2 separate regions of the Homo sapiens genome follow, and region 2 is linked to region 1. A link is an interaction called in ENCODE POLR2A ChIA-PET data of the cell type or tissue named here. Cell type or tissue: PC-9. All regions are shown on one strand. Each heading gives the region's core, and the rest is flanking DNA. Links, peaks and the distances in the headings are about the cores only.

What was found. ChIA-PET counts read pairs that join two places held together with the same protein. Peaks named below come from ENCODE experiments on the same cell type or tissue, not always from the same donor. Only the 100,000 strongest peaks of a DNase experiment are listed, where the experiment ranks them.
Region 2: POLR2A ChIA-PET joins it to region 1 with 5 read pairs; 3 of 35 experiments call an interaction of 5 or more read pairs at or near these places.

Annotation. Positions count from the first base shown.
Region 1 is chr2:42,561,302-42,564,209 of GRCh38, forward strand. It overlaps a transcript of MTA3 not described here. Among named protein-coding and RNA genes, the nearest start is that of MTA3, 5.9 kb to the right of the region's middle. In PC-9, for the core only: no CTCF peak of the experiment used is centred there; a DNase peak (open chromatin) is centred at 1,370; H3K4me3 peaks cover 841 bases; H3K27ac peaks cover 2,500 bases.
Region 2 is chr2:42,691,748-42,694,655 of GRCh38, forward strand. All of the region lies in intron 9 of MTA3 (metastasis associated 1 family member 3), which reads left to right. Among named protein-coding and RNA genes, the nearest start is that of OXER1, 71 kb to the right of the region's middle. In PC-9, for the core only: no CTCF peak of the experiment used is centred there; no DNase peak of the experiment used is centred there.

The DNA.
Region 1 (2,908 bases), core at 108-2,607:
TAGCATATCTGTTTATTTATTTATTTCTTTTTTTTTTTTTAGATGGAATCTCGCTCTGTTGCCCAGGCTGGAGTGCAGTGGCACAATCTTGGCTCACTGCAACCTCCATCTCCCGGGTTCAAGCGATTCTCCTGCCTCAGCCTTCTGAGTAGTTGGGATTACAGGTGCCTGCCACCACGCCTGACTAATTTTTGTATTTTTAGTAGAGACGGGGTTTCACCATGTTGGCCAGGCTGGTCTCAAACTCCTGACATCAGGTGATCTACCCACCTCTGCCTCCCAAAGTGCTGGGATTACAGGCGTGAGCCACCGAGCCCGGCCCCAGGTGTCCTTTTCTCTTAGCACTAAGCCAACCATGTCAGCTAGGAGGAGAGACAAACCAAGGTGAGTTAAACATGTTGACTGTTTCAAGGGATTGAGTAGGACTTAGATAAAGTGGTGAGGGGGTCCCCTTCTTTCTCTGTGTATTTCTCTTTATTCTATTATTCTGTTTCTGTGTCCCTTAATCTGTGTATACTGTATACTGCTCTAAGTGTTTTCTGGGTGACTCTATGTTTACTTAAAATTGAAAGGTGGATACCATCTGTAGGAGTTTCCTAAGGCTCCTGTAACAAATTACAACAAATTGGGTAGCTTCAAACAATTCATTCTCTCACAGTTCTACAGGCCAGAAGCTTGAAAGCAAGGTGTCAGTAGGGTTAGTCCTGGAGTCTCTGGGGGACAATCCATCCCATGCCAGTGGTTGCTGGCAACCCCTGGCACTCCTTGGTTTGTAGCTGCATAAGTCCCATCTCTGCGTCTCCCTTCACAGGGCTGCCCCCTTTTCTCTGTGTCTTTCTTCTTCTGTCTCTTATAAGGACACATGTCATTAGACTTAGGGTCCATCCTAATCTCAGGATAATCTCATCTTGAGATCTTCAGCTTAATTATATCTGCAAACACACTTTTTCCAAATAAGGTCATATTCGCAGGTTCTGGGTGGGCATGTCTTTTGGGGGGCCACCATTCAACCCACTACATCATCTTAGAGGCAAGAGGGTGAGGTAGGAATGAGTCAGATTTGCTTTTTCAGGCTGTGTCCCTTTCCGTCTCCTTCTGTTCTTTCCATCTTCCCTCCCCCTCCCCACCCCAGCTGCTTTTCAGGGCTGGGAAGAAGGAGTGAGGGTTGAGGCAGAACCTTCTGTGGATGCTTGCTGACAATTTTTCTAGCTAGTCCTAGTGAGATGGTCAGCACAGGCCATTCCCCCTTGGTTTCCCGGTCTGCCTTGGGCAGTGGCTTATGTGGCTCTGCCCACACTCTGCCTATTTGCACATTTGCACCTGGACTCTGATCTCCTGAACCTGACCTGCCAAACCTGTTTCCACCCAACCTGAAGGACTCAGGGAACCTGCTTCTTTCCCTGGGGCCAGGGTTTGGCTTATTCCTTAGATTGGCTGGGCTCTGGGGTGATGGTAACACCAGAAGTGGCTATTTCCAGCTCAGAGCTCCCTCCTAAACACCAGGCCTTTTCATCCAACTGTTTCCCAAAGAGAAGACATCTACCTGGATATTTCCAAAGGCACCTCGAACACAACCCTTCCAGCACAGAACCTGTCCACTATCCTCTTCCCCAACTTGCCTTTCCTCCTGTATGCTTTACTCACTGATCTCTACTTACAGCTCCCCATAAGCCTTGTCACCACCCTTTCACCTCGTGCCTCCCTAGAGTCACCAGATCGGATCTTGCCTCCTACATCTCTCTAAAACCATCTACTTATCATAACCCACTGCCTCTACCCTAGGCCAGACCACCACCCCTTCTCACCAACCTCCCAACTGATCTGGTCTGGAATCTCCACCCTTTCTAATCCACTCTCTGTACTGCAGTCTGAATCATCTATACAAACACCTTACTCCCTGTAACATTCCTTCAACACTTCCCATTGATTCTTTTTCTTGACCCTACAACCTCCACCTCCCAGGTTTAAGCGATTCTCCTGTCTCAGCCTCCCAAGTAGCTGGGATTACAGGCGCGCGCCACCATGCCTGGCTAATTTTTGTATTTTTAATAGAGACGGGGTTTTGCCATGCTGGCCAGGCTGGTCTCAAACTACTGACTTCAGGTGATTCGCCTGCCTTAGCTTCCCAAAGTGCTGAGCGTGAGCCACTGCACGGACCAACCATTTATTTTTATTTATTTTTTTGAGACGAAGTCTCACTTTTCGCCCAGGCTGGAGTGTGGTGGTGCCATCTCAGCTCACTGCAAGCTCCACCTCCCGGGTTCATGCCATTATCCTGCCTCAGCCTCCTGAGTAGCTGGGACTACAGGTGCCCGCCACCACACCCAGCTAATGTTTTGTATTTTTAGTGGATATGGGATTTCGCCATGTTAGCCAGGACGGTCTCGATCTCCTGACGTCATGATCTGCCCACCTCGGCCTCCCAAAGTGCTGGGATTACAGGTGTCAGCCACCATGCCCGGCCTGGACCAAACATTCCTTCCTTCCTTCCTTCCTTCCTTCCTTCCTTCCTTCCTTCCTTCCTTCCTTCCTTTCTTTTTTGATGGAGTTTCGCTCTTGTTGCCCAGGCTGGAGTGCAATGGCGCGATCTCGGCTCACTGCAACCTCCGCCTCCCAGGTTTAAGCCATTCTCCCGCCTCAGCCTCCAGAGTAGCTGGAATTACAGGCGTGTGCCACCACGCCCAGTTAATTTTTTGTATTTTTAGTAGAGATGGCGTTTCACTATGTTGGCCAGGCTGGTCTTGAACTCCTGACCTCAGGTGATCCGCCTTTGCCTCCCAAAGTGCTGGGATTACAGGTGTGTGCCACTGTGCCTGGCCAACCATTTCTTATTCAAATCTACAGTAGTTAAAAAAGAGAAATAGTAGGGTCAGTTAGGTTAACCACCCAGAGGCTCATTTCTGTCCCC
Region 2 (2,908 bases), core at 134-2,633, 130 kb after region 1:
TTATTTCTCCATCACGTTTGAAGGACATTTTCACTGGATATACTATTCTTGGGTAAAGGTCTTTTCCTTCAGCACTTTAAATATGTCGTGCCACTCTCTCCTGGCCTGTAAGGTTTCCATTGAGAAGTCTGCTGCCAAACGTATTGGAACTCCATTATAAGTTATTTGTTTTTGCTCTCGTTGCTTTTGAGGTTCTTTCTTTATCTTTGACCTTTGGGAGTTTGATTATAACCTTATTGAATATCGATGTTAATATTTTTCTCCAGGTTTGGGAAATTCCCTAATATTATCCCTTTGAATAATCTTCCTGCCCCTCTTTCTCTACCTCTTCTTTAAGGCCAATAACTCTTAGATTTGCTCTTTCAAGGCTATTTTCTAGATCCTATAAGCAGGCTTCATTGGTTTTATTCTTTGCTTTTTTCTCTCCTCTGACTGGGTGTTTTTCAAATAGCCTGTCTTCAGGCTCAATAATTCTTCCTTCTGCTTAATTAGTTCCACTATTAAGTGACTCTGATGCATTTTTTCAGCATGTTAATTGCATTTTCAACTCTAGAATTTCTGCTTGATTCTTTTTATTTCAGTCTCTGTTAAATTTATCTGACAGAATTCTGAATTCCTTCTGTCTGTCATCTTGAATTTCTTTGAGTTTCCTCAAAACAGCTATCTTGAATTCTTTTTTTTTTTTTTTTTCTTTTGAGACAGAGTCTTGTTCCGTCACCCAGGCTGGAGTGCAATGGCGTGATCTCGGCTCACTGTAACCTCCACCTCCCGGGTTCAAGCAATTCTCGTGCCTCAGCCTCCCAAGTAGCTGCAATTACAGACATGCATCACTATGCCTGGCTAATTTTTTAGTATTTTTAGTAGATACAGGGTTTCACCACGTTGGCCAGGCTAGTCTCGAACTCCTGGCCTTACGTGATCCTCCTGCCACAGCCTCCCAAAGCGCTGGGATTACAGGCATGAGCCACTGTGCCCAGCCAGCTATTTTGAATTCTCTGTCTGAAAGGTCACATGTCTCTGTTTGTCCAGCATTGGTCCCTCCTGACTTACTTACTTTGTTTGGTGAGGTCATATTTTCCTGGATGATGCTTGTAGATGTTCGTTAGTGTCTGAGCATTGAAGAGTTAGGTATTTACTGTAGTCTTCACAGTCTGGGCTTGTTTGTGTCCGTCCTTCTTGAAAAGGCTTTCTAAAGGACTTGGGCCTCAAGCCCAATATCACTGTGGTTTTTGCAGACTCAAAGTACTCCCTTGGTAGTCTCAGATTAGATCTGGAATTCTCTGGATTACCAGACAGACTCTTGTTCTTTTCCCTTTCTCTCAAAGAAACAGTGTCTCTCCCTCTCCCTCTCCCTCTTCCCCTCCCCCTCCTTCCTTCTCTCCCCACACCCCGTCCCTTGAGCTACCTGGAACTGGGGTGTGGTGACACAAGCACTCTTGTGGCTACCACCACTGGGGCTGTGCTGGGTCATGCCTGTCGTAACTGCTCACTTGCTACCACCTATGCTCACTCAAGGCCCTAGGGCTCCACAATCAGCAGGTGGCAAAGTGAGACAGGTTTGTGTCCTTCCCTTCAGGGTAGTGAGTTCCTCCAGGCCCTGGTGAGTCCAGAGATGCTGTCTGAGAACCAGGGATTGGAGTCAAAAACCTTAGAAATTTGCCTGATGTTCTATTCTGCTGTGACTAAGCTGAGACTCAAACCACAATATAAAATCCTTCCTGCTTTTCCTTCCCCTTTCCACAGGCAGAGGGGCCTCCCTGTGGACACCAACACCCAGCCACTATTGGGGGTGGGGGTAGTTCTGCCAGGCCACCTCCAATGTACACTTAAAGCCCATGGGCTCTTCATTTTAGTCAGCTGGTGGGGAATGCTGTCCGGCCTGGGATCACCCTTCAGGGCACTGGGCTCCCCTCTGGCCCAAGGCAGGTCCAGAAATTCTGTTCAGGAACTGAGGCCTGAACCTGGGGACCCCAAAAGCCTGCTTATTCCTCCACCCCACTGTGGCTGAGCAGTAACTAAGGTGCAAAACAACAACATCCCTTTACTTTTCCATCTTTTTAAACAGAAGAAGCCTTTCACCATAGCCACCTATAGCTGGGAATGTGCTTGGGAATGTGCTGGGTCACACTGTAGTCAGCACATCTCAGAGCCCAAGGCCCATGGTGTACTACTACCCAGGCATTGCTGCTGGTTACTCGGGGCCCATGGGCTCTTTAGTCAGCAGCTGATGAATCTTGCAGGGACTGGGTCCTTCCTTTAAGGCAGCAGGTTCTGTTTTGTCCAGATGGTGTCTAGAAATGTGTATAGGAGCTAGGGCCTGGAATGGGGGCCTCACGACTCTGCCTGGTGCCCTGTCCTACTGTGGCTGAGCAGGTATCCAAGATGCAAGACAAAGTCCTCTTTACTCTTCACTTTCCATCCCTTAAGCAGAAGGAAGGAGACATTTTTGCCCCTGAGCTGTACTGCCTAGGTTTGGGAGAGGGGTGGTGCAATCACTCCTTTAGCCACCCTGGGTGTCTCCCTAGGTCACATGCCACCCGAAGTCCTCTGGCTCTGAGTCCAGCCCAGCACTAGGAGTTGTTTAGGAGTTGAAGTCCTTGTGTACCTAGGCTGTCTTCTAAGTTTACGTAGGTCCTCAGAGCACTTCAGCCCATGGTCATGAGGCTTGTTGAGAAACTCAAGTTCCAACCGATAGGATAGGTGATTACCCTCTGGCTAGGTCTGGTACAGATTCTCCCTCCCTACACAGGTACTGGCTGACCCCAGCATGGATTTATTCTCTGCTGTCACAGGGCAGCACTAAGTTCAATGTAAAGTCCCCTGGTCACTGTGATGTTCTTCCTCCATATGCACAGACTCTGGCACTGCAAGGCCTCTGCCAGGGGATGGGAGAGGGGTGGCATCAGCG